2 separate regions of the Homo sapiens genome follow, and region 2 is linked to region 1. A link is an interaction called in ENCODE POLR2A ChIA-PET data of the cell type or tissue named here. Cell type or tissue: endothelial cell of umbilical vein. All regions are shown on one strand. Links, peaks and the distances in the headings refer to the core of each region. The heading gives the core; the rest is flanking DNA.

Region 1 (4,402 bases), core at 178-4,177:
TTTTTATTATTGATTCTTTCCCTACTTTTTCTTCCAACATACTACCATGAGTCTGCCACAGTGATGATCTAAGACCTCTGAAATCTGCCTCAGGGGTCTTAAATCATCACTGTGGTAGACCCAGGGTAGTATTTTGGTTTTTATACAAAAATTGTCATCTAGGAATCACAAGTTTTATGATATTGTTAATGAAGCTTAGAGTGGTTGTTGAAGAATGATGAAATTATATGATCCTTTTTTGTGTACTACTTAACTTCATGATATAGGAGAGCCGAATGAATATAAAAGTGATACAGATAAGGCAAAATTAGATTTTACTTATAAATTACTGTAAATATGAATGTACACACACAAATTTATATCACCTTTTGATCTGAAAGAAATTTCTTATAACTAGTTCATTATGCTATCACTGAGCATTTTTTACTTTTCTAGAACTGTAACCTGCATACTCATTAAGGCACATTTAGTAAATTATTCCAAGAAGTACACTGCTTTGAGAAAATATGGATTTTTAAACTACACAGGCTAGAGGAATATGATCAAATTGAATCCTTTGCATTCTGAAATTTGCAATGAAAGATTTATACATACATGTTGCCCTGCTGTTTGCAAAAACAAACAGCTACAGGGAACGTATAATATTAAAGGTTGATTACACCCAGTTATTGGTTAGATTTTTAGAAATTTGTCAATGGAAATTATCTCAAATACAATATATTGGATGGAAAAGCAAGTATCATACAATCTATTAAAATTTTTAACATACAAAACAATACCATATGTTCTAATGGATGCATCCCTGTCTAACAAAAGTACAAAAACATCTCAGGGAAGGATTCATTCCTACCGAGACAGTGGTAGCTGATGGGTCAAGGGATGAGGATGGTGTGAGGCTTTAGCTGTATCTGAAATGTTTCTTAACAAAACAAAATGAGCCAAGACCAACATGACAAAATGTTAGCATTTGTTAAATCTGAGCAGTACTCACTGGTATTTGCAAAATTATTTTCTGAACACTTGAAATAATTTATAATTTTAAACATTTCCAATGCAAGAACATTATAAACTTTTAAGAATAAAGTAAAAATTTAGCTTAAGAAGTGGCAAAATGGAGGAAATATCAACATCTTCACAACTGACAATTCTTTCTGTGTTGCATGTCTCTGACAGACATAGACGAGTGCACTGCAGGGACGCACAACTGTAGAGCAGACCAAGTGTGCATCAATTTACGGGGATCCTTTGCATGTCAGTGCCCTCCTGGATATCAGAAGCGAGGGGAGCAGTGCGTAGGTAAGTACCACAGTGCAGTGAGCACGGTCCTGTCTTGAGTACCTTAACTGTTTCAACCTCAAGCATTCCAATCAAAGCATTCATGTTTCTTTGGAGAGTGGTAGCCAATAATTCCTTATTTTTTTATAGACTACCAATCCATTTTCCACAATAACAAGAAACAACCTTAAAGGTTGAGCTATTCTGGATAACAAAGTGTTGGTTAAATGTTAGACGAAGCAAGAGCAGAAATTTGGGGTATGAATGGGACAATAAAAACAACCACAAAAAAATTTAAATTTGCTGTTTTGGGGGCCATCGCGCTAACACACTGGTACTGTGGGCTTCATTCACCATTCACTGCTGCAGAGCATAGCATAGCACAGCACATAGAGCAAATGGTGGAGTTGCATTCCAAGCACCAACCCCAGCTCGCTTTGAGACCTTGAGCAAGTTACTTAAATCCTGTGTCTCACTATGTTCACTTGTACTGTGGAGATGATACTAGGCCCTACCTCCAGAGCTCATGTAGGGAATGCTTAGAATAGTGCCTGTCCCTGTGCAGTAAAGCTGTTTGCTATCGTTGTATTCTGAGTCAACAGATGGGTATTAAAGGCTCTTTATACTGCAAGCCTTTGTAGGGTACCATGAGTACAAAGCCAAGTTCAGCACGTGCCTCTGCTGGAGGGCCTAAGAGCGTGAGCTCCCTGACAGCAAGACCAGGTCATCTTGTGTCACTGTGGTCTCCCCAGTCCCTGAAGTGTGCCCACCATGTGATGGAGGCTCTATGCGTGTGTTTTGAGTGAATGGAAGATCAAAGTATGAGGAAGCCAACTGGCAGATAGTGAAGTAAAATACAGTACTCTGGGCTCAATCATGAGGCCCAGCACTAGGCATGAAACTCTGACTGTCCATTTATTTACATACCCCTTCTTACCACAGATCAGTGAAAAAGCCTTATTTCCTCTTAGGAACAGAGGGTGAGGATGTGGGGACAGACAACCAGCGTCAGTTTTCGCCTGAGAATGTGAGCTGTTGATGTTCACATGTCAACACTGAGTTCCATGTGGGCCCCAGCCCAGTTCTGTCTGCCATAGGGCTGTGCCTAGATGCTGGGGTTAGTGCCCAGCCTCTGAGGAAGGCCCAGGGTTTGCTATAAATGAAGCTGTGATTTAAAAGAAGAGTGTGTAGAAAACTCCAGAGATAACAAAGTTTGGCCATTGTATTAGACAGGAAAATAAATATTTGAGGGCATAAAAAGTACAGAAAAAAGAACTAATCCAACTTAGTGTGGGGTGAATCAAAGATAATGGAACATACGGTCACAGCCCTTTTAATGTGGTAGGAGGAAATATTCCTAAACTCAGATCTAATCATGTGTCTTCCCCTCCTGCTTCCCTCACTGAGAGAATCAAGTCTACATTCCTCGACAGAGCATGAAAGGTCTTGCTCAATCTGATCATTGTCCAGTTCTGTTGCATAAACACCTCTCCCCCACCACAAAATATTACACCCCAGCTTTATTCCACCAGTTCCCCACACACGTCACACAGTGTTACTTACACTTTGGTGCCTCTATACAAGCTCTTTACACAACAAAAACATTCCCTCCTGGCAAATTCTTATTTCACTGTCAAATCCTAGCTTAGGATCACTTCCTCTGGGAAGCCTGCTATGATTTACCCAAATATAATTAGTTGCTCCTCCCCTGTGCCAGTACTTCTCAAATTATGATGAAGGATACTTTTTTGTAAATTTCCAATCTACGGCAGACCAATACTTCTGTAAAGCACAATAAAAATAATGTTGCACTAATGTCAAATTGCTATTTCTAAACATGTACTCTCAGTTTCTGTATTTATTCATTGCAGACTGGTCCAAATAGCCCATGAACCAGCAGCAGTCAGCAGGCCACACTTCAAGTAGCATGGTGCTCCCTGTGTCCCATACACTCCTTTCTATTGTTGATCTTCTCATTCCATGGAATAATTTGTTTCATGCCTGTCTTTCATACCAGACAAGGCAGAACACATGTATACTGATTATCATTATAAACTTGGGGTGCCAAACACAGTACCAGCAAATAAGAATGGTTCAATGAATGTTTATTAGTTAAGAAGACATGCGTCACATATTCACCAAATAGTTATTGAGGGCTTACTGTGTAACAAGCATTGTTCTAGGAACTGGGATAATAGTAAACAAATTTTACAAATTCATAGCCCTCGTGGAGCTATTAGAAAGTATAATACCATTCATACAAATTAGCTATCAATACTAGCACCTGATGATAGTACTGAGGACTAGGAAGCACTATGCTAAAATTGCTCTTAATTAGTGTGAAGTTTCGATTTATTCGAATAATGTTTATTGAACACCTACTACTATGCCAGGCCCTATTCCAGATCTAACAATGAACAGACAAAAAACCCTCTACCTCCACCTCAAGGGGAGAATGTCATGCACTATAGTGAGGGAACACACAAGAAGCAAATAAACACATAACACAATGTCGAGTACTGTTAAGGACTACAAAGAAGTCTAAAGCAAGGTAAGGGAATAGATAGGGCAGAAGAACCTATTTGATATTGGTGGGAAAGGTGGCCACCCTGAGGAGGTGACATTTGAATGGACACCTGAACCAAAGTAAGGGGAAAAGCCATGTGAATATCTTCTTACTATTTATTTCAGTATTCAAGTTAAATCAAATATATCTTGCAGCTTATTAGCTCCCATTTATGTTTACTTGCTTTGTGCCAGTAACTTTGCCTACATTATGTCTTGTAACCCTCCCAATAATTCTACTCACAGAAGAGGAAATGCAAGCTCGAGAAGTTAAGACCAAGCTAGTAATTGCCAGAACAAAGATTCAGACTCAGGTTATCCTGAGGCCACTTGAGCACACTACTTAATTTTAGTTATTAAAGTACCAAAAGAGCCCAGCATAAAGGTTTGTTTTGTTTTGTTTTGTTTTACCACAAGGCAGTGTCACTATATAGCATTACATTGTATATGCATAATGGTTGTTTTAAATTACACATGCCATGTTGAAGTTGTCACAAAGTGTAGAATCATGAATTAATGAAATTTTATTATGCTTCTAAGATGTTAGTCCTACTTAGCAAGT
Region 2 (4,402 bases), core at 166-4,165, 250 kb after region 1:
AACAAGAGCAAAACTCCGTCTCAAAAAAAAAAAAAAAATTGTTTACTTATCAAATTGAACTAGGTCAATTTGAATATGTGTATTGCTCTAATGTATGGAAGTTCTTAGTATAAGAGCTGAAGGATCATGACTTTCGGTTAATAGATGTTTGAAATAGATGTTTAGAGGTTACTGATACACATGTCAAGTTGTTCATTCCCATCATTTAAAATATCACCTTATAATTCCACAGAAAAGTAAATGGTATGTGGACGTCATAATTTAGAATGTGTAATCTTTTTTAAAATCTTATAAAAATACACTGGACTCAGTGGTACGTGCCTGTAGTCCCAGCTACTTGGAAGGCTGAAGTGGGAAGGTCACTAGAGCCCAGAAGTTCGACACTGTAGTGTGCAACAATCATACCTGTGAATAGCTACTGTACTCCAGCCTGGGCAACATAGCAGGACTCTTATCTCTAAAAAAAATTTTAAATCTTATAAAAATGTAGGTATATCTGGCCAGGCATGGTGGCTCACACCTGTAATCCCAACACTTTGGGAGGTCAAGGCGGGTAGATCACCTGAGGTCAGGAGTTCGAGACCAGCCTGGCCAACATGGTGAAACCCCATCTCTACTAAAAATACAAAAATTAGCTGGGTGTGGTGGCGGGCGCCTGTAATCCCAGCTACTCAGGAGGCTGAGGCAGGAGAATCTCTTGAACCTGGGAGGCAGAGGTGGCAGTGAGCTGAGATCGCACCACTGCACTCCAGCCTGGGCAAAAAGAGTAAAACTCCATCTCAAAAAAAAAAATGGTGGGCACAGAAGCTCATGCCTGTAATTCCAGCACTTTGGGAGGCCGAGGCGGGTGGATTACATGAGGTCAGGAATTCAAGACCAGCCTGGCCAACACGGTAAAACCCCATCTCTACTAAAAATACAAAAATTAGCTGGGCATGGTGGCAGGCACCTGTAATCCTAGCTACTCGGGAGGCTGAGGCAGGAGAATCACTTGAGCCTGGGAAATGGAGGTTGCAGTGAGCCGAGATTGCGCCATTGCACTCCAGCCTGGGCGACAGAGCAAGACTCCGTCTCCAGAAAAAAAAAAAAAAAAGGTAAATTCATGACTCAGGGTTAACTAGTTCATAAAATATTACAAATTTATCTGGCTAAACCAAAGATTTTTAAGTCAATAAACATTGATTATATATCTATTGTGTGTAAAATAGCATGTTAGGCAATGTTGATATACTTCTGAAATATTAAAGATTAATTGAAAATGAAAGATTAAATTTATTTGCTTTCTACACTTGATATCGACTATTATTTAATAACAGTAACAAAAGTTTTTATTCTCACTTCTGCTTTCTAAGACATAATTCTTATTTTAAGATATCATCCTTAATGGTAGAATTTCAAAATTGCAATTTGTGTTTTTCTTAAATTTTCTGTTTTCTTTTTCAAAGGAACTCCCAACTCCTAATAATATGGAAAATGAAGCCAGTTCTTAAACAAACTCCAGAAACCTGAACTGACACAAAGTACAAATACAGCTTACTAACTGCAAACCACCAAAAGAACACCATTTCTGCTTAAACCAAGAGCCTACACTTTATGTCTGAACTTTTCTTATTTTTGTCTTCATTTAAATGTTGGTAGTTTTCCCTACTTTCCAATGAAGTTTTTCTTTTTCTTTCTTTCTTTCTTTCTTTTCTTTTTTTTTTTTTTTTTTTTGAGACAGAATCTCACTCTGTTGCCAGGCTGGAGTGCGGCGGCGCAATGTTGGCTCACTGCAACCTCCACTTCCCAGGTTCAAGCAACTCTCCTTCCTCAGCCTCCCTAGTAGCTGGGATTACAGGTGCCCTACACCCGGCTAATTTTTGTATTTTTATTTTATTTTTTCTTATTTTTTTGAGATGGCATCTTGCTCTGTCGCCCAGGCTGGGGTGCAGTGGTGCATTCTCAGCTCACTGCAAGCTCCGCCTCCCGGGTTCACACCATTCTCCTGACTCAGCCTCCCCAGTAGCTGGGACTACAGGCACCTGCCAATATGCCCGGCTAATTTTTTTTTTGTATTTTTTAGTAGAGACGGGGATTCACCATGTTAGCCAGGATGGTCTCATCTCCTGACCTTGTGATCTGCCCACCTCGGCCTCCCAAAGTGCTGGGATTACAAGCATGAGCCGCTGCGCCTGGCCCCAATGAAGTTTTTCTATGACGGCTATATTATATGCTGGAAACACTAATTTATAGTGACTCAGATCAAACTGAATGCCATCTTTGGTGGTTAGCTCAATACAAGTACTTAAAAGTAAGACTTTTTTTCCCATGACTTTTGTTTTGATACAGGAACACACATACTCCATAAGTTACTGTTCTATCACAGTACAGTTTTTATATAATCATTTTTTCTTCTATTACAGAATATCTTACATTCTTGGATCTAAAATGAAAACATGAATATCTTTCTTAGTTCAGTTCAGCCAAGCATAGCATTCTTTTATTCATCATTTAACATGTGCCAGGCATTATAAGGTATGCAGGGGATGTGTCAGTAAATAAAAGACCTAAGTTAGGCCGGGCACGGTGGCTCACACTTGTAATCCCAGCACTTAGGGAGGCTGAGGCGGGTGGATCACCTGAGGCCAGGAGTTTGAGAACAGCCTGGCCAACATGGAGAAACCCCGTCTCTACTAGAAATACAAAAATTAGCCAAGCGTGGTGGCACATGCCTGTAGTTCTAGCTACTCGGGAGGCTGAGGCAGGAGAATCACTTGAACCCGGGAGGCAGAGGTTACAGTGAGCCGAGATCGTGCCACTGTACTCCAGCCTGGGCAACAGAGCAAGACTCCATCTCAAAATAACAAAAACAGACAAAACAGCTAAAGTTCCAATGCTCATATTCTAGAGTTTGGAAATTGATAGCAAATTACGATACAGCAGGTCCTTGAATAACTTTTTTTTCAACATCATTTGCATTAAAATGTTGTTGAGAAGGAAACAAAACATTGATTCCTGGCCAGGCTTACCGTCTGTGTGGAGTCTGCACTTTTTCCCACGTCTGCAGGAGTATATTAGTCCATTCTTGCATTGCTATAAAGAAATACCTGAGGTTGGATGCGGTGGCTCATGCTTGTAATCCCAACACTTTGGGAGGCTGAGGCAGGTGGATCACCTGAGGTCAGGAGTTCGAGACCAGCCTGGCCAACATGGTGAAACCCCGTCTCTACTGAAAAAAAAATACAAACGTTAGCCGGCCATAGTGGTGCACGCCTGTAATCCCAGCTACTCAGGAGGCTGAGGCAGGAGAATCGCTTGAACCTGGGAGGCAGAGGTTGCAGTGAGCCGAGATCATGCCACTGCACTCCAGCCTGGGTGACACAGGGAGACTCCATCTCAAAAAAGAAAGAAGAAATACCTGAGTCTGGATAATTTATTTTATTTTGTTTGTTGTTTGTTTTGAGGCAGAGTTTTGCTCTTGTTGCCCAGTCTGAGTGAGTGTGGATGTGTGTGTGAGTGCACCCTGCAATGTGATGGCTGTCCTGTCTAGTATCACTTCCCACCTGGCACCCTGAACTGCCAGGATGGGCTCCAACCACCCAAAACCCTGAACTGTTGTAATTTGATAAATCATCTTGTTTTATTCATCTTTCTTGAATGTTGTCTAGCTCACATTTACTTCAGTGTTTAACATCAGAAATGTTTTGGTCTTTATTTGCAAGTTTGGTAATTTTTTTTTTTTACCAGAAATGTGCCATAGGATCTTAACTCTTGTTTATATCAATTAGCCTGTGGTAAATTTGGTTTCATTTTATGTAGTTTATCTTAGAGTTACAGTTTGCAAGAACCTATCGAAGACATTAAGTAAGAACTTAACTGTACAACATGTCAGGTAGTGGTAGGTACCTTAAAGAAAAACAACTAGATAAAGAGATAGAGTGATAAAAGTTACTATTTAATATGAAATGATCCAGAATGTCTTCTCTGAGTAGATAACATTTCAGCACAGACTTAAATGAAGCAGAGGAAAAAGATATGCAGCTATTTGGGAAAGAATTCTAGATAGAGGGACTAACAACTTCATTTTCACTTGGCATTGCGTTGAATTGTTTACAAGATACAACAGCCAACAGCCTTTCAATTTATAACCCAGTTTCACATAGTCTTACTCCTTAATCTTGTGCTTGTTCTTCACCGAAATTAGAAAGCAAAGTAGCAAAGTTTATTAACGAATATGAAACAAGGGATGGCCAATACAATATGATATTTTTTTTTTTTTCTTTTTTTGAGACGGAGTCTCACTGTGTCGCCCAGGCTGTAGCACAGTGGCGTGATCTCAGCTCACTGCAACCTCCACCTCCCTGCAACCTCCACCTCCCTGCAACCTCCACCTCCCGGGTCCAAGCTATTCTCCTGCCTCAGC

What was found. Peaks named below come from ENCODE experiments on the same cell type or tissue, not always from the same donor. Only the 100,000 strongest peaks of a DNase experiment are listed, where the experiment ranks them.
Region 2: POLR2A ChIA-PET joins it to region 1 with 5 read pairs; 3 of 35 experiments call an interaction of 5 or more read pairs at or near these places.

The regions. Positions count from the first base shown.
Region 1 is chr2:55,878,506-55,882,907 of GRCh38, reverse strand. It overlaps EFEMP1 (EGF containing fibulin extracellular matrix protein 1), which reads left to right. Exons shown (of 12, transcript NM_001039348.3): 6 at 1,174-1,296. Among named protein-coding and RNA genes, the nearest start is that of EFEMP1, 43 kb to the left of the region's middle. In endothelial cell of umbilical vein, for the core only: no CTCF peak of the experiment used is centred there; no DNase peak of the experiment used is centred there; H3K27ac peaks cover 237 bases.
Region 2 is chr2:55,630,952-55,635,353 of GRCh38, reverse strand. It overlaps PNPT1 (polyribonucleotide nucleotidyltransferase 1), which reads left to right. Exons shown (of 28, transcript NM_033109.5): 28 at 1-1,293. PPP4R3B-DT (PPP4R3B divergent transcript) reads right to left here. Exons shown (of 3, transcript NR_186624.1): 3 at 2,453-3,374. Among named protein-coding and RNA genes, the nearest start is that of PPP4R3B-DT, 15 kb to the right of the region's middle. In endothelial cell of umbilical vein, for the core only: no CTCF peak of the experiment used is centred there; no DNase peak of the experiment used is centred there.